Regions from separate parts of the Homo sapiens genome. Here region 2 is linked to region 1. A link is a loop called in an ENCODE intact Hi-C map of the cell type or tissue named here. Cell type or tissue: Caco-2. All regions are shown on one strand. Links, peaks and the distances in the headings refer to the core of each region. The heading gives the core; the rest is flanking DNA.

Region 1 (8,331 bases), core at 202-8,201:
AAGAGCTCAATTAACCAGTCCATGCAGGGATAGAATGATTGATTTGGTCTCATTAGTAGCATACACAAAAACAATCAATTAAGCTGGCAACATGGTGTAATGCCTTTTCAAATGAAGGTAACCCTCTTTTTTTTTTTTTTAGTCAGGGTCTTGCTCTGTTGCTCAGGCTGGAGTGCAGTGACTGGTGTGATCACACCTCACTGCAGCCTCAACCTCAACCTCCTGGGCTCAAAAGATCCTCCTCCCTCAGTCTCCCAAGTAGCTGGGACTACAGGCATGCATCACCACGTCCTGCTAATTTATGCATTTTTTTGTAGAGATGGGGTTTTGCCATGTTGCACAGGCTGGTTTCAAACTCTTGGGATCAAGCCCACCTCAACCTCCCAAAGTGCTGGGATTACAAATAGGTATGAGCCACTGCGCCTGGCCATTAGGAACTGTCTTCTTTCAATTCTTTCCTAGGCATACTAATCTGAACTCTTGTCCTAGTAAGTTGTTTATTATTTCTTCCAGTGCTTCCTAAACTTTTCCACTGAAGTACTGACAGAGAAGAATGAAAGCTACACAACACACACACACACACACACACATGCACACACACACGCACACACACACACACACACACCCCGGTGTGTACTCAAAGCCCTGGGAAAGTGACCCAAAGCAAAATTATTGGGAAATGCAAAATTTTTCCAAAGTCCTGTGTTTATCTTAAATATTCGTTCAAGTCCCACAACCTACTCTGTTTTTCTTAAAGAAACAGAAGTTTAAAAGGGCAATTGATATTCCAGAACATGCAGTATGTTTAACAAGGGCTTTGAGAAATCCCTTCCCCTCCCAAATCATGATATACCTCTTATAACCCCATTTAAGAAACCCAGATTGAGAAATCACTTATATAATAGATTTCTATTGCTCTGAGGTAGAATTCATACTCTTAAAAGTAGTTTGCCTTTTTAAAAGAAATCTGCATTCTATCTACTTATGAAGCATCTATTTTTTTTTTTGTTCTCATTTTAGCAAAATCACTAGTTGTTTCGGTTTTTTTTTTTAAGAGATAGTGTCTTACTTTGTCACCCATGCTGGAGTGCAGTGGTGCAATCACAGCTCACTGTAGCCTTGAACTCCTGGGCTCGAGCAATCCTCTCACCTCAGCCTCCTGAGTAGCTAGGACCACAGGTTTGTGCCACTACACCCAGCTATTTTTAAATTTTTTTGTAGAAATCGGGTCTTGCTATGTTACCCAGGCTGGTCTTGAATTCCTGGCCTCAAGCAATCCTCCCAACTCAGCCTCCCAAAGTGCTGGGATTACAGATGTGAGCCACCATGCCTGGCCCAGTTAAGTTGTAATAATCAAGATTTTCAAATAATTTGTGTTTTATCAACAGTAGTGATAAAAAAGATTAAAATTAAAATATACATCTATTCAAGCTGTATAAATTTTTATATTTTTATCAAAAGTATAATATAAATACAAAAAATTTTAATATGAAATTGTTTTTCATATATTGTTAAAAAGTTATCTTTTCTAAAATATTCAAAACCATCTATTAAAATTAAAAGGCAAAATATACATTAAAATTTGTAATTTTAAAATGGGGATACCACAGACTGCAAGCTTTTATTTTTATTTATTTATTATTATTTATTAATAATAAATGTTTATTAATATTTATTTATTTAAAAGGCTGGAGTGCAGTGGCACAATCTCGGCTCACTGCAGCCTCCGCCTCCTGGGTTCAAGCAATTCTCCTGCCTCAGCCTCCCGAGTGGCTAGGATTACAGGCACATGCTGCCATGCCCAGCTAATTTTTCCATTTTTAGTAGAGACAGGGTTTCACCATGTTGGCCAGGCTCGTCTTGAACTCCTGACCTCAGGTGATCTGACTGCCTCAGCCTCCCAAAGTGCTGGGATTGCAGGCATGAGCCACCGCACCAGGCCCAACATGCAAGTCTTTATGGCATTCAGATGCAGCCACCTGCTGTTTTGAGGACATAAGGCAAGAGATATGGAGAATGGTTTCCTGGGGCCTAACCAGTGTTAGTGGTAAGAGTGGACATTTAGGCTTATGGCCATGCTGTGTCAGTGCTGAATGCCAAACTGAGAGAGGGGTCATGTGCTCTTTAATAATGTGTGTGTGGGTGGGGGTGTTGTGGGTGGTTTGTGATATGCAGGGCCTTCTAAACCCGGGCAGTTTTCACTTGTCCCAGTCTGAGGACAGTCTGAAGTCTTCAGAATATGAATGCATCATGGAAAAGGGAAAGTGGTTTGACACCCCAGCCCCACCCCTTACCGCTCCAGAGAGCATACAGAGTTTACAAGATATTACCTGCCTACCCAGTGAAGTTAGTATATAAAGCAGATATGATTATTACTACTTTACAAATAAGGAAACTGTATTAGTCCATTTCATACTGCTATTAGAACTGCCCGAGACTAATTTACAGCAAGCGAAGGGGGAAGTGCCCTTTATAAAACCATCAGATCTCAGTCAGGTGCGGTGGCTCACACCTCTAATCCCTGCACTTTGGGAGGCTGAGGTGGGCAGATCACCTGAGGTCAGGAGTTCGAGACCAGCATGGCCAACATGGTGAAATGTAGTCCCAGCTACTCGGGAGGCTGAGGCAGGAGAATCACTTGAACCTGGGAGGTGGAGGTTGCAGTGAGCTGAGATTGCACCACTGTGCTTCAGCCCAGGGTGACAGAGCGAGACTCTATCTCATAAAACAAAACAAAACAAAACAACAACAACAACAACAACAACAAAAAACCCATCAGATCTCCTGAGAACTCACTCACTATCACAAGAACAGCATGGGGGATACCGCCCCCATCATCCAATTATCTCCACTTGGTCTCTCCCTTGACACATGGGGATGATGGAGATTATAATTTCCAAAGATAAGATTTGGGGGGGAACACAAAGCATGACCATATCAGAAACTGAGACACAAACTAAAATGAAGTGACTCTCCGCTGGTTAGCTAGCTACAACATGGTGGATCCAAGAGCAGAACTCAGGGCTCCTGGCTCCTTGCCCATAGAAGCTGGCTGCCTCGTGTCTCACTTCCTGATGCTCAAAGTTGCTACTATATTACTATAAGGATTTTGTGGTCAAGTAGTATGTGAGTTGAAAAGAATAAAAGAACCATATTGTTTAGCCCTCTTCAGTGTTTAGGGATCTGGAGGTTCAGAGGTGGAGGAAAAGGGAAGTCATTTTAATAGATGTTTTCTGAACCTGATCATTGAACTCCAACATCTGAGAATCAACATATCCTGAAATGTTTCTGGTCAAATAGTGATTATGGGCACAACAATAAAATTACTGTATTTAGTCTTCTGGTGCATGGTCAGCATCTTCTTTTATCCTTTTGATTTGGATTTCCTTGGGCTACTGAATGGGGATGTTTTCTGTTCTTACGTGGCAATTTGAGAGGGGTAGCTAAGTAGCATAATTGTTATTTACCATGTGGTATGCACTATTTGGGAGTTGGGGGCTGAACCTGACAGAAAATTAAATGTGATTTCTGCCCTCAAAAGTCCTCATTTTACTCTGATGAATAGATCTGACATGTAAACACAGGAAGGAGAGGAGAGCACTACTTTTAGGGGAAGTGGATAGAGAGATACACAATAAGACAGACCTCTGTGAGAGTACCTAATAAGTTTAATTGGATGATGAATTGAAGAAAATTAACAGATTATTTTTAATTTTTACTTTTGGGTATAAAGCAAAGGCTACAGATGCTGCCTCTAAAACTGATCTCCACACCTCCAATCTTATTCCTCCAAAGTTATGGTATAAGTTCAGTTATATGGCACCTGCCCACAAGCCAGATTTTTGGTGACATTTTATCTTCTTCACACAAAAAAAATATATATATACTCCTCTCTCTTTCCCACTGCCAACTCTCCTCTCCAGAAAGACTCAGGACACTAGAAATAAGTATCTTTGTTCACAGGGATGGATGGATGGATGGATGCCTATTTAGAAAAACATTTATGACAAAATGAGGCTGACCAGTAGAGGGGGCATGGGACTTACATTTGATGTTCTTTAAAGAACTAAGAAACAAAGGTGCTTTAGTGAGGTCACAAAGCAGAATTCATTAGGTGTGTAGCAAATTTACAACTGCTAGAAAAGTTTGTGAACGTTCTCTTTATATCTTTACATTCCTGTGTGGGCATATGGAAGAGGAACATTGTGCAGACTCCAGGAGTGAATCACTCTTGATCCAACAGTGCATGACATTTCTTACTTGAGCTCTCTTGCATTCAGATTCTTATTACTCAATGGTATATGTGTGACTTCATTTTAACACAGTTTTTTCCATTATGACACACATGTAAATTCCTCAAGTTGCTAAGGCACACTTTGTGTGGCAAAACATTCAAATGTTAGGTCAACTTTTACCTTCACATATCTAGAGATTGTTATCCTCAGCAATAATTGCTCTTAGTGGGTACCTTTGTGAGTAAAATGGTCTTAAGTGCCTGGGGGCCTAAACCTAATTGTTGAGACCCAGGACCTAGAGTCAAACAGATGAGACTTCAAATTCTTGATTCTGTCATATACTAGCTTCATGGACTTGAGCAAGTTACATTAACTCACTAAGCTTTGATCCATCTGTAAAAAGGGGATTATAGTAGTAATCAAAAATAGGATTGTTGTGTAGATTAATGATAACTAATAGTAAAAACAAAATATGGTTGGGATAGTTGATGTTTTTCTGCTCAAGTGCACAGATTATCTTTGATTCATGAAACACTGTTTTTCACTGGTACAAGCTTAGCACCCTTTTTGTTTGTTTGTTTGTTTGTTTTGAGATGTAGTCTCACTCTGTCGCCCAGGCTGGAGTGCAGTGGCGCAATCTTGGCTCACTGCAAGCTCCGCCTCCAACTTATAATTGTTGTTAGCTTATAAGCATTATAAGCTTATAAGCATGCCCGGCTAATTTTTTTGTATTTTTAGTAGAGACGGGGTTTCACCATGTTAGCCAGGATGGTCTCGATCTCCTGACCTCGTGATCCACCCGCCTCGGCCTCCCAAAGTGCTGGGATTACAGGCATGAGCCACCGTGCCTGGCCACTCTTTTGTTTTTATTTATATATACTTATGTACTTATTTATATATTTGCTTATTATGAATAAAAATATGAATACTTGTAAGCCAACCACCCAATATAAGAATTAGAATATTAACAATCATACAACCACCTATGAGCTTCCCCTCAATTCATTTCTCCACCTTCCCTTCCTTGAATCTCACATTTATGGATCTCATATTTGATTTTCAGAAGTTATTAATTTTAATATAATCAGATTCATTAATATTTTCTTTTATGGTTGGAGGCTTTTTTGTGTCCTTAATACTTCCCTAGCTCAAAGTCAGAAAGACATATATTTGCTAATAAAATTTATAAAATTTTACTTTTAACATTTAAGTATTTAATTTATGTGTTTATTTTTATATATGGTATGAGGTAGGGATCAATGTCATTTTTTCCATATAGATTTTTTTTTTGAGACTGGATCTTGCTTTGTTGCTCAGGCTGGAGAGCAGTGGTGCAATCGCAGCTCACTGCAGCCTTGACCTCCCAGGCTCAAGCAATCCTCCCACCTTAGCCTTCCAAGTAGCTGGGACCACAGGCACATGCCACCATCCCCAGCTAATTTTTTTGTAGAGATGGGGTTTCACTATGTTGCCCAGGCTAGTCTGGAATTCCTGGGCTCAAGTGATCCACCCATCTCATCCTCCCAAAGGGCTGGGATTGCAGGTGTGAGGCACTGCACCTGGCCTAGATAACCATTTTTTACAAGTCCATTTATTGAATAGTCCCTCCTTTCCCCATTGATCTGCCATACCACTTCTATCATATATCAAAATTCCATATATGGTCAGGCGCAGTGGCTCATGTCTATAATCCCAGCACTTTGGGAGGCCAAGGCTGGTAGATCACCTGAGCTCAGGAGTTTGAGACCAGCCTGGCCAACATGGCAAAACTCCATCTCTACTAAAAATACAAAAATTAGCTGGGCATGGTGGCACACACCTGTAGTCCTAGCTACTCAGGAAGCTGAGGCAGAAGAATCACTTGAACCTGGGAGGCGGAGGTTGCAGTAAGCCGAGATTGTGCAGCAGCACTCCAGCCTGGGTAATAGAGTGAGACTCCATCTCAAAAAAAAAAAAAAAAAAAAAAGAAAAAGAAAAAAAAACATATATACATGGGTCTGGTTTCTGAATTTAAAGTTTCATATATTTATTTCTGAACAAATCCCACACTATTTTTATATCCTATAGCACTATTTCCAAATATGATTTTCAAAGTAAATCCTGTTATTAGTAAAAAAAAACTAGATCAATAAACATTGTTTATTATGCTTGTTTTATATTTGTTAATTTTGTTAACCATCTGATCTAACATATTTGCTTCTGGTGGCATCTATAATCCAAGTTGTTGCTTTATTTTGAAGTAACTGTACTCCTGAGATGTCTCATTACTTTGGCCTGTGAGTATATATTTCTCTGATGGTATCAGCTATTCTGTTTGAGCATTCAAAATGGAAAAAAACAGTCTGTGTCAACATCCAGTGAGCTCAAGGAGAGAGGAAGAGACAAGCACTACGGTGGAGAGATCCAGGCACCAAGCACCAGACTATCATAATTAATTGCTTAGGCTGGGTATCACGCCACCAAGCAACTCTTCAGGTCAGGGCCCTATCTTTAGACTCACACTATCCTCTATCCCTCAAGGAGAAGCAGCCTGAAGAGACGGCATTTCTGGATTGTAATTCACCAGCCCTAGGGGATGGAGGGTGTGGTGCAGTGGGAGAATAAATGCTCAAGGTCATCCAATCCCCACCAGTTTTCTATTTCTAAACTCTGGCTTCTGTTCTGTCCTGATCATTATCCTTGTGGACACTTATATCAGCAGTCTGAGCCTCTGCTTTTAATTTCCACATAAGTCTCCTGCCCCAGGCAACAGATATACATCCAGATATACACACACATCCCCACATATACACAGTACACACATGGAAATACACAATACCAATTCAAAACAGTTCCTCCAAGATTGATCTTGGGGTATGCAGCTAATTCTTTATCTTGGCAAAAAAAAATTGGGGGTTTAGGGTTTACATACTGGACAAAATTGTGAAACGAGTATCCCCTGGGACCTTAGCTGTACTAAGACAACCCAAGATTTAAAATCTCCTTCACAATGCTTACCTATCTGAGCCTCCCATCCCTATCATGCCCCAAAGGTTACTGCTCTGTTCTTTGCTTTCTTCACGTTCCACTCATTGAAGCTTATCTCTCCCCTATGCAAATACCTAATTAACCCAATTGTTATGGTCTGAATGTATGTGTCCTCTCAAAATTCATGTGTTGAAACCTAACTCCCAAGGTGATGATATTAAGAGATGGGGCCTTTGGGAGGTGATGAGGTGGTAAGGGCGGAGCCCTCATGAATGAGGTTAGTGCCTTTATTAAAGAGGCTGTAGAGAGACCCCTCTCCTTCTTCCACCCCATGAGGATGCAGCAAGAGGCACGTCTAAGAGGCAGAGAGCAAGCCCTCACCAGACACTGAATCTGCCGACTCCTGGACCTTGGACTTAGCCTCCACAGCTGTGAGAAATAAATTTCTATTACTTATAAATTACTCAGTCTAAGGTACTGTGTTATGGCAGCCAGAACAAACTAAGACACCAACCATGAAGCTAATGGAAAAAAATCAGAATAGCAGAGACGAAGGAGAGGCTTTTTCTCCGGGTAAACTAAGTACAATTTAGTAGTGGCTTCTGGAAGACTGCCACATTTGCTTTGTTTAATCCAAAGGAATAAGGCTATGTAGAAGGGAAGTAGCAGTGTGCTGGAGGAGATATTTTAGCAAATATAATCTTTCAGCTTTCAAATCTCACTGTGTAGAATCACATCTCCATAATATTAATTCCTAGTAATGCTTATAAGCTAACAACAATTATGTCAATTTTTCCCATTTCAAGTCTCATGGGTCACAACATGCATCATGAATGAGCACATACTGGACCTCACATAATATGGTCCCCCTCCCCTTCAGCCCCATCCCTCTCCTCCCCCATCACTACCCAGCTGGAACACTTGCAGCTTTTTCTGACCTCAAGATACTCAGAAATTTTGTCCCTGGTAAGGCTCCCTCCATATCTCATCTCCTCACTGTCTCCTGCTGATTCTTCCCATCTCCCCTTAAATTTTGTTTCCTGAGGAAAACTTATTGACCCCCAACCCCAGACTAGATCAGGACTCCGAAGAAGTTCTTTTCTTTTAGAGCATTTACTACAATTATGAA
Region 2 (8,331 bases), core at 301-8,300, 130 kb before region 1:
CCCCATGGAGTTCTTGGAACTATTCCCACCCCCACCTCCCTTGTGTCCTTTCAGGACACTCAGACACAGCTCAGGGAAGGGGCTGTGTTCGCCCTCCCTTCCTACTGGGCAAGTGTGTGACTCCGTGTCTTGAGGGAAGATCTGACACTGCCTCTTTTCGTTTCCAGGATTTTTACCTTCTGGACCAGCCTTCCCCACCACGTGCTGTGGGCCATCCCTGCAACTTGGACTTAGGGCAGAAGTCTGTCCCCCTCTATGTGGTCAAGATGGATGGTAAGAGAGCTGGACAGATGGAGGCCACAGGGAGGCCTGTGGCTCGGGACCACACACATGCAAGCCTTGTCCTTACCAGGGCGTGTGCTCTGTCCCATGACCAGAAGCTGAGGTTTGACAGGGCAACCACTCCCCTAGGGAGGGCTCCCTGAGAACTGCATGCAAATTCTGACCCCCCTCAATGTTTCAGAAAGTTGAAGCTACCACGTGCAAACCAGGCTGAACAGCTGCTGATTATATACATGCTCTTGGGAAAACTCTTACCCCGGTCCCTGCAGGGTCAGAGGGAATCCCTGCTTGTTCTAGCGCTTGGCTTCCTGGGCCTGACCTGACCAGATGGTGAGCTACTACACTCCCTAGGCCTTCCCCTCGGGGATCCCAGGTGTCCAGACCAGGATCCAGGTGGGCATCGCAGCTCACCTGTTGCCCCTCCTATCCCTCCCCTACCCTTCCCAGGTCCCAGCACAAACCCATCTGAAGAGTGGCAGCTCTCCCTCATTCTCTGAATCTTACCTAGGAAAGTCTAGGGAAGGACATCTGGACTCTTCTTGGTCACTGAGCCTCAACTCCACACATCTTGGGGATCTGCTGCCCCCAGAGCCAGGCATCCGAAACCCCACAGTCTGCCTCCAAGTCAATGATACCCTGGCCTTCCTGGTGACTCATGAGCATTACCCAGAGTATGACCTGTGAGTGTCCAGAGACCACAGCCCCATCATCATGGAGGCCCTAGAGAGGAAATGCCCCTGCATCAGCCACCACTCCCAAAGGCAACGTATTCCCTCCTTTCTCTCTCCTCAGGGGCCACTTCTATAACACACTGGAGCAATATGACTGGCGGCGCTTCCGGGCCCTGGCTGAGGAGTCCCAGCTCTATGAGCAAAGCCTCAGCCTCTTTCTGCAGCAGTTCCAAAAGCCGGGCATTTATGTCTTTCGTCTGAGCAGCAACCGACATCGGAAGATGGTTTGTCTACGATAATTTGCCTCATTTAAGACATTATCCCATTATTTCCCCTCTCTTTAAAAAATACTGCTGCAGGCCAGGTGTGGTGGCTCACACCTGTAATCCCAGCACTTTGGGAGGCCAAGGAGGGCAGATCACCTGGGTCGGAAGTTCGAGACCAGCCTGACCAACATGGAGAAACCCTGTCTCTACTAAAAATACAAAATTAGCTGGGCATGGTGGTGCATGCCTGTAATTCCAGCTACTTGGGAGGCTGAGGCAGGAGAATCGCTTGAACCCGGGAGGTGGAGATTGCAGTGAGCCGAGATCGTGCCACTGCACTCCAGCCTGGGCAACAAGAGTGAAACTCTGTCTCAAAAAAAAAATAAATACTGCCTCATAACCAGCTCAGACAGATCTGCAGGGAAGGAGATGCCCTGATGTCCCTATCAGTTTCAGGGTCCCACAATGCTAACAGATGGTCCTGGGATGCCAAAGTTCATTTCACAGCAACCCAGCATGTGCTGTGCAAGGAGGGGAAGGTTGAGAGGATGGGAACACAAGTATGTATTCAGGGACATCAATGGCATTGAGCGGCTTAGGACCTCTGGCTATCTCTCCCAATCCTCCACTTTGTCTCCCCCCGACCCCCATCTGCCAAGCCCACCTATGCATGGTTTTATCTGTGTGACCTGCACATTGCACCACCACACTGATCCAGGTGTGCTGTTAGTGCCACACACAGCATTTAGTATCTCCCTGTCAGCACAACATCCAAGAGGTTTTACTGGCTTAGTCCCAGAACATGCACACAGCTCCCTCATACAGATAGTCATCTGATTTGAGTCATCTGATGTGAACAAGTTTCCCAGGAAAACTCTGATTCTGCCTCCCAGTCCCCAGGTTTACACAGTCATCCAACTATTTGGTCGGTGTTGGCCGGCGTGGGTCCCACTCTGTCTTGTGGCCAGTCTCTGGCAGACAGTGGGACAAAGACTGAACAGACTTCTTTCCATCCATTATGTCCGGGCCCTCCCGCCAGGGGGCCAGTGCTGTGGGGAAGGGCCCTTTGCCTCCACAACTCCCAGGTATCTCATCCAGACTGGCATCGCCAGGATCCCCCAGGCCCTGAAGAGGTCTGGCTGGCCAGGACTCCTGGGGGAGATTGTGCTGCTCCTGGGGCTTTGAGTAAAGCCAGACAAGCGACATCTTAACCACTCCACAAGACCACCTCTCCAATCCCCTATAAGTGGGTCTTCCATTCCTGTTTATGATAAGCATTCTAATAGTTGCTAAGATGCAAAGGTGACAAAGGTGCAGTTTCAAGCCTCCAGGGCTTGAAACAAATACATGTCAGCAAATATAATGGAGCTAGCTAAAGCATGTCCAGGGTGCACACCAAGGCAGGAGTTGACTGTTCTCCCTGGAGAGGGTGGAGGTCAGGACAGACTTTCCGGAAGAGTTGATGCCTGAATGAGGTTTGAAACAGGAGAATTATTAATATAATGTGGTCCCTGTACTACCAGAGGGTTGGTAAGTTGAGGAGGGGGTACGCAGTGGGGAGGAGGAACAGAGATGAGAAGGGGAGTATTGTGAGCACAGCAAGCACATAGGCATGAAACAACACACATCTCCTCTGGTGACCAAACGGGGTTTCCCATGACTGGAGCTGAGGTGTGAGGACAAGGATAAGGCTGGAACTGGGAGGGAGACTAAAATGGGATGGCCTCCAGGCCCTGCTAAGAAGTTTGGACTCTAACCCCTAGGCAAGGGATAAGAACTTTCAGCAAGTGAGAAAACCTGGTCCAACTTTTATTTGTACTCTAGCAGTAGGGTGGAGGACAGAGATGGATCAGAGGGGGAAAAACGACAGAGACCTAAACAATTAGTCCAAGCAAGAGAGGATGAGGTGCTCCCTAACCACGGTGAAGTGCGACCTGTTTCCTTTCAGAGTCTTCAGGAAGGATGCTGCTCCCTCAGCTCGCCCTTCCCTTCCCACTCCCCATTATGTACTCTGTAGATGCAGTGTCACAGCCTGAGCTGGGCTCGGAAGGCTGCTCCCCACCCCACCTTCAGGAGACATCAGCAAGAATGCAACCTCGATGCCTACACTTCCCCAAGAACTGGGATAATGTCAATAAGGAGAGGCCGATCTCACCAAGACTCTGACGCCCCCAGGGTTGAGGGGGGTCCTGGTGAGTGACAGGTGGGCTAGAATCCCAGAGGCACCCCCAAATCCAACTAGCCAGCTCCTGCTTCTTTTTTCCATCTTCCAAGATTGCTCAATTCTCAATTCCTCTTCATTCATCCACTGATTTGCTCAAAAAATCTTTTCTGAGTGGTACTGTATGTCATAACACTGCCGGGCACTAGGCATAGGCAATATAGAGCAGGAAAGAGACATCTAAACACACTTTCCAAAAGAAACATAGTATAACCGTGTACAAAGCAGCCAAGTTACACAGTGACCAGTACTATCTAGAGGAGCAAGTTGCAGAAGGTATTTATTGTATGTCACACTGAAGGGTTCCCCTTCTATCCTTGCTACTCACAGCATGGTCCTCAGACAGCCACACTGGGATTTGTTTGTGCTCCTAGAACTTTAATGTAGATATGAATTTCCTGGGGATCTTCTGCTTCAGTAGGTCTTGGATGAGGCCTGAGATTCTGCATTTCTAACAAATTCCTCAGTAGCACTGATGCTCCTTACCCAAGAACTACACTTTCAGTAGCAAGACTGTGCCTGGACTGTTGAGGCTCTATAGGAAGAAGATGCATGGAAGATCTGTAGGGAAGCTCATATTTGCATTTCAGGAGGATAATCCTTCTTCCCTCCGACCCCCACAGGTGGGAGCTGGGAGGCTGAGGAGCAGGTAGATCTGGAGTGGTTTGACACAGAGGCCTTCTTTGGAGACTGCCTCAGGCAGTCTCTGTCAGTGACAGCCAAACTCAGCCACACGAAGGAAGAGGTAACTGGCAGCTCCAGGCAACACTTCTACCCAAGACTGGAGGAACATGTGGGGCTAGAAAGAGTCTCCTCTTCAGGAGAGTTGGTTATAGGACATAGAGTCCAAAGAATATGGAACATAGAGTCCTAAAGGAATCAGAATAAAGGAGAGTATATGGGAAGGGGAGATAGAGGATTTCAGATTAAAATTAGAACTGATTTCATGAAACCTAGGGCTTCGGACCAGTAATAGGGATTCTACCAAGGCCACCATTGGAGTTCCTTCTCAGATCTCCATCCCTAGTCCTCGGTAGCCCAACTAGGTGAGCAAATTTATGCCAGTAGATGGCAGGCATTAGAAGCAAAAAGAATACATTAGAAGTCCAAGTACCAAAACTGGGCCAGGGCTTCCCCAGCAGAATGTGCATGCTGAGACTGGCTGGGACGAGCCAGTGTCTGTCCTCATTCACTCTTTCCAAGTGTCTGGGTTGGGGGTTGGGGGTTGGGGGGTGGGGTTCTGGAGTCTCTCCAGCTGTTGGCAGCAGGGGGCGCTGCAATCACAACAGTGAGAGGCTGGGTGGCTCCGGGAACAGAGTTCACACACACTCAATCCACCCTCTCTCACAGCTCAAACTCCTCTACCTTAAACTTCTGGGTGAAGCCCGTTCTCTCCAGCAGCTGTGGGGAACAAGGCGCTGCCTCCCAGCCTCCGCTAACCGGCTTCTGAGGAGCGTGCAGAGGGAGCAGCAGCAGGTGGGCTTGGTTCACGCCTTCCTCTCTGGTCTCTGTGCCCAAACACAACTCCCTCCCCTCACTGAGGTCCAGGCTCCCTCCCTTAGCACCTCCCCAACCTGTTCCATCTCCCTGGCCCTAAAGCTCTTACCTACAGTTCCCACCATCTCTGGGAATTTCTCATCCCCTTTGCCGCTGCTGCCATGCCTGTCCAGAATAACTCTGGAGTTCCCAAGGTGAGTGGGGTGTCCCCGAGCTTGCTGTCCCTGGTGGCTGTAGCGCCTGCAGGTGAGCAGGCAGGGTTGTCTCTGACCCAGGCTGCTGAGGCAGCTGCCTGGGCTGCAGAAGAGAAGGCCAGCCGGAGGAGGCACCTGGCAGGCGAGTACGCAGCCAGCCTTCGTCACCAACTCAAGCTCCTTCGCCAAAACCTCCTCGGGAGGCAGGAGCAGTGGGCCTCTTTCTGCTCGACGCTGAGGGAGGTTCAGCAGCAGTTGAAAGCACAGATGGGCTCCAGGTCAGAGAAATCCTCTCCGGCTGGGCAGAACCCAGAAAAGTGTGGATCTGGCCAACCTGGATCAGACTTAGGGAGACATGAAATGGGGAGGAGAGAATGTGGCTGCAGGGGGTCCCGGAACTGGCCAAAACAAAACGTCCTTTTCCCACCCCTGATTGCTCCTGTGCCCCTGCAGGGCAGTTCCCCAGCTGGACACGGTGCTGGGCCACCTGTCCCAGGTCGTGCTGCAGGAGGGCCACCGCCTGAAGGCCTGGGGCATTCTGGGCACCGGCACTGGGGCGGAGCTACTGAGGCCAGGTGAGCTTTGCTTGGGCCTCAGCCAGGGCCCCCCAGGAAACCTGGCCCTGAATCAGGGCAACTAGCCCTGTAGAAACTCCAGTTCCACCCCCAGACACCCAGCAGGGGAGGAGAGGTAGAAGAGGGCAAAACAGAGCGGACACCCCAAGGTCGGGAGGGGCTTCCCATGCAATGCCTGCCCAAAAGAAGAAGGAGCCTCGAAAGTGGGAAGAACCAAGGAAGAAACAAAGCCATGGCAAGTCATAGCTTTATAGATCCGGAGGCACTTCCTGAAAATAAAAGCCTGGCAGATGAAGGCAAACGGCCAAGTTTGGTAAATGATGAACCTGTCTTGGGGTCTCGCAGGCCTGCTGAGTCCTGGGAATCCCGTAGCCCCCCTGTAGGCTGTTGCCACCATTTCCCGAGGCTTTTCCAGTCTCTGCCGGCCTGCGCAATGATATCACAATGGCACGTGGAATACTGCTCTGGAGTTAGCAAAGATGAGACCCCTGCCCCCTCAGGAGCACAATGTCTGTGGAGGCTGGGGAGGAGTTCTCACCAGCTCCTTCCAGTCACCAGCCAAGGGAGTCCCCGCATGTTCCCTCTCCCACCGGCCCCCAGCCCAGGGCTGAGCAGGCAATGATTGCTTTCCTGCAGCCCCAGCAGGCCCTCCTGGTGCTGATGACATCAGTGTGAACCCCGTCACCAAGTTGATGGTCCCTGGCCCCAACTCCTTGATGCTTCCAGCCAGCGGCCACGCAGGCTCCATACCCCCTGGCTACTTCATCCACCCTGACACTGGGAGGGTGCTGCCCGAGGCTGGACACCTGGGATATGATCTGCTGAGAGCTACCCTGGTGCCCACTATGGACACCAATGCCGGTGAGCCCCTGGCCCACTGACTATCCCCAACTCAGCTCTGGGCTTCAGAGATGAGGCAGGGCTTGCTGGGACTCTCAGGAATGAGCTCCCAGGGAGCACAGCACAGGACGCAGGGCTCTCTCCTTGGACAGTGGGGCTTGGTGACCAGCAGAGTAGTAAATACTTCCTTCCCCTCCTCATCTTGACATTCTTGCTGGATCCAGAAGGTGCCATGAGCTGCATGGTAAAAGGAGGCAGGTCCCAAGGCCCCTCTGTCCTGCTCTGCAGGGCTGAAGGAGGCTGGTGCATTAAAGGGTACCAACAGCTCCCTGTATCCCTGTCCAGGTGGTGTCCGAACATCAGAAGCTGCCATCCTGCCCTATGTGCCCTACCCAACCAGTCCCACCACAGGTTCCCCTCCAGCCACGCACCTGCCCATCCTGCAGCCAAGAAGGACGTCCCCGCTGGGGGCTCTCATGACAGACCCCGTCACAGGCATCAAGGTGCCCGTGCTGGCTGTGAATCTGCACCCCCAAACAAGGCAGTGGCTCACTCTTGGGAGGACATACTGCAATCCTCTCACCAAGACCTTGGCCCCTCTGGAGATGGGGGGCCCATGGAGGATCCAGTCACAGGAGGCATCTCGCCCATCCTGGGAGTCGGGTTGGATGAAAACACAGGTCTCCCGGCAGCCCTCAGCATTGTCCTCCCTCGCCCTCCTCCATGCCTGGCCTGGCCTCCCAGTCCCCTTCCTCTCAGCCCCCTACACCCTCCATGTTCTGATCTGAGCCACAAACTCCACCCACGACCCTCTTTCCACCCTTCATCCTCTCAGCCTCTTACCCCCAACCTTCCCTCTCCCCTTCCCCATCTCTACTCCAGTGCCCCTGGGGAGGGGAAGAGAAGCAAGGTACTTCTATAAAGTTAATGGACACTTTTCAACCAAAAAGGACCATTTCTCCACCTGTCACCACCATGCTCTACCCCCTGCCCCCTCCCTCTCCCCCTCCTCCTTCCCTCCCACAGCTCACTTCCACCCTTGTGCCCTAGTTCCCCTTATGCCACACCTGCCTACATCCCTGCTGGTTCCCTCTCCCACCTTGCCCCCTTGGTTTCTTTCTTCCAGCTCAGCTACTTGTACTGGGAGGGCTGCGAGATGCTTCGGGGAACCTCTTGCTGCCTGGTGACAGCTTTGTGGAGCCACTGAGCAGGAAGACAGTCCGGCTCCAGGGGGCTTCCTGACGAGAGGGCCAGACATTGCCCCATATGGGAGGGCCACAGGCCCTGCTGGACACCAATGTGCTAGTGGCCCAGAGGCAAGTGATTGCAGTGCTTCAGCCGTGCCAGGAGAGTCCAGAGTCGGGTGTACAGGAAACTCTGGAGGCTGCCATTAAGGACATGAGACAGCCACTGGCCTTGACTCTGCACCATGTCCTGCAGCAGGCTCAGAGGCTGGAGAGGCAGCTGGTGACAGCAGATGACATTGAAGCCAGTGGTGGCAGGATAGGTATGGATGAATCTGGGCCAGAGGCTCTCAGGCCCCGATATCTCGGGCCCAGAATGACCTGGTGCTTTGATGCTCCTAGGCCCATAAGCTCAGGGACAGGGCTGCAGCCCTACTGGCCATGCACATGCGTGACCAAGGGAAGAGAGAAGGAACTCCATGACTTCATACCCCGACCCCATGAGTGCTTGACTGCCTCCCTGTCTTAATTTCTTGCCAATGCCATTGAGTTATGTTATGGAGCATACATTCTCTTGTTACTTCATGGCTCATGAAACACC

The links. Hi-C counts contacts between places; a loop is a spot of excess contacts. Peaks named below come from ENCODE experiments on the same cell type or tissue, not always from the same donor. Only the 100,000 strongest peaks of a DNase experiment are listed, where the experiment ranks them.
Region 2: a loop joins it to region 1, with 4 times the contacts of the local background. A loop is called at or near these places in 11 of 110 quality-filtered maps.

What each region holds. Positions count from the first base shown.
Region 1 is chr11:111,582,468-111,590,798 of GRCh38, forward strand. No RefSeq gene overlaps it. Among named protein-coding and RNA genes, the nearest start is that of SIK2, 16 kb to the right of the region's middle. In Caco-2, for the core only: a CTCF peak has its summit at 4,045 (motif pointing right); DNase peaks (open chromatin) are centred at 1,956 and 4,033.
Region 2 is chr11:111,450,173-111,458,503 of GRCh38, forward strand. LOC644277 (a long non-coding RNA gene) reads left to right here. Exons shown (of 4, transcript XR_001748381.1): 2 at 168-273; 3 at 1,075-1,237; 4 at 3,237-3,373. It also overlaps a transcript of BTG4 not described here. Among named protein-coding and RNA genes, the nearest start is that of MIR34BHG, 56 kb to the right of the region's middle. In Caco-2, for the core only: a CTCF peak has its summit at 4,708 (motif pointing right); DNase peaks (open chromatin) are centred at 4,719, 5,169, 6,479 and 7,825.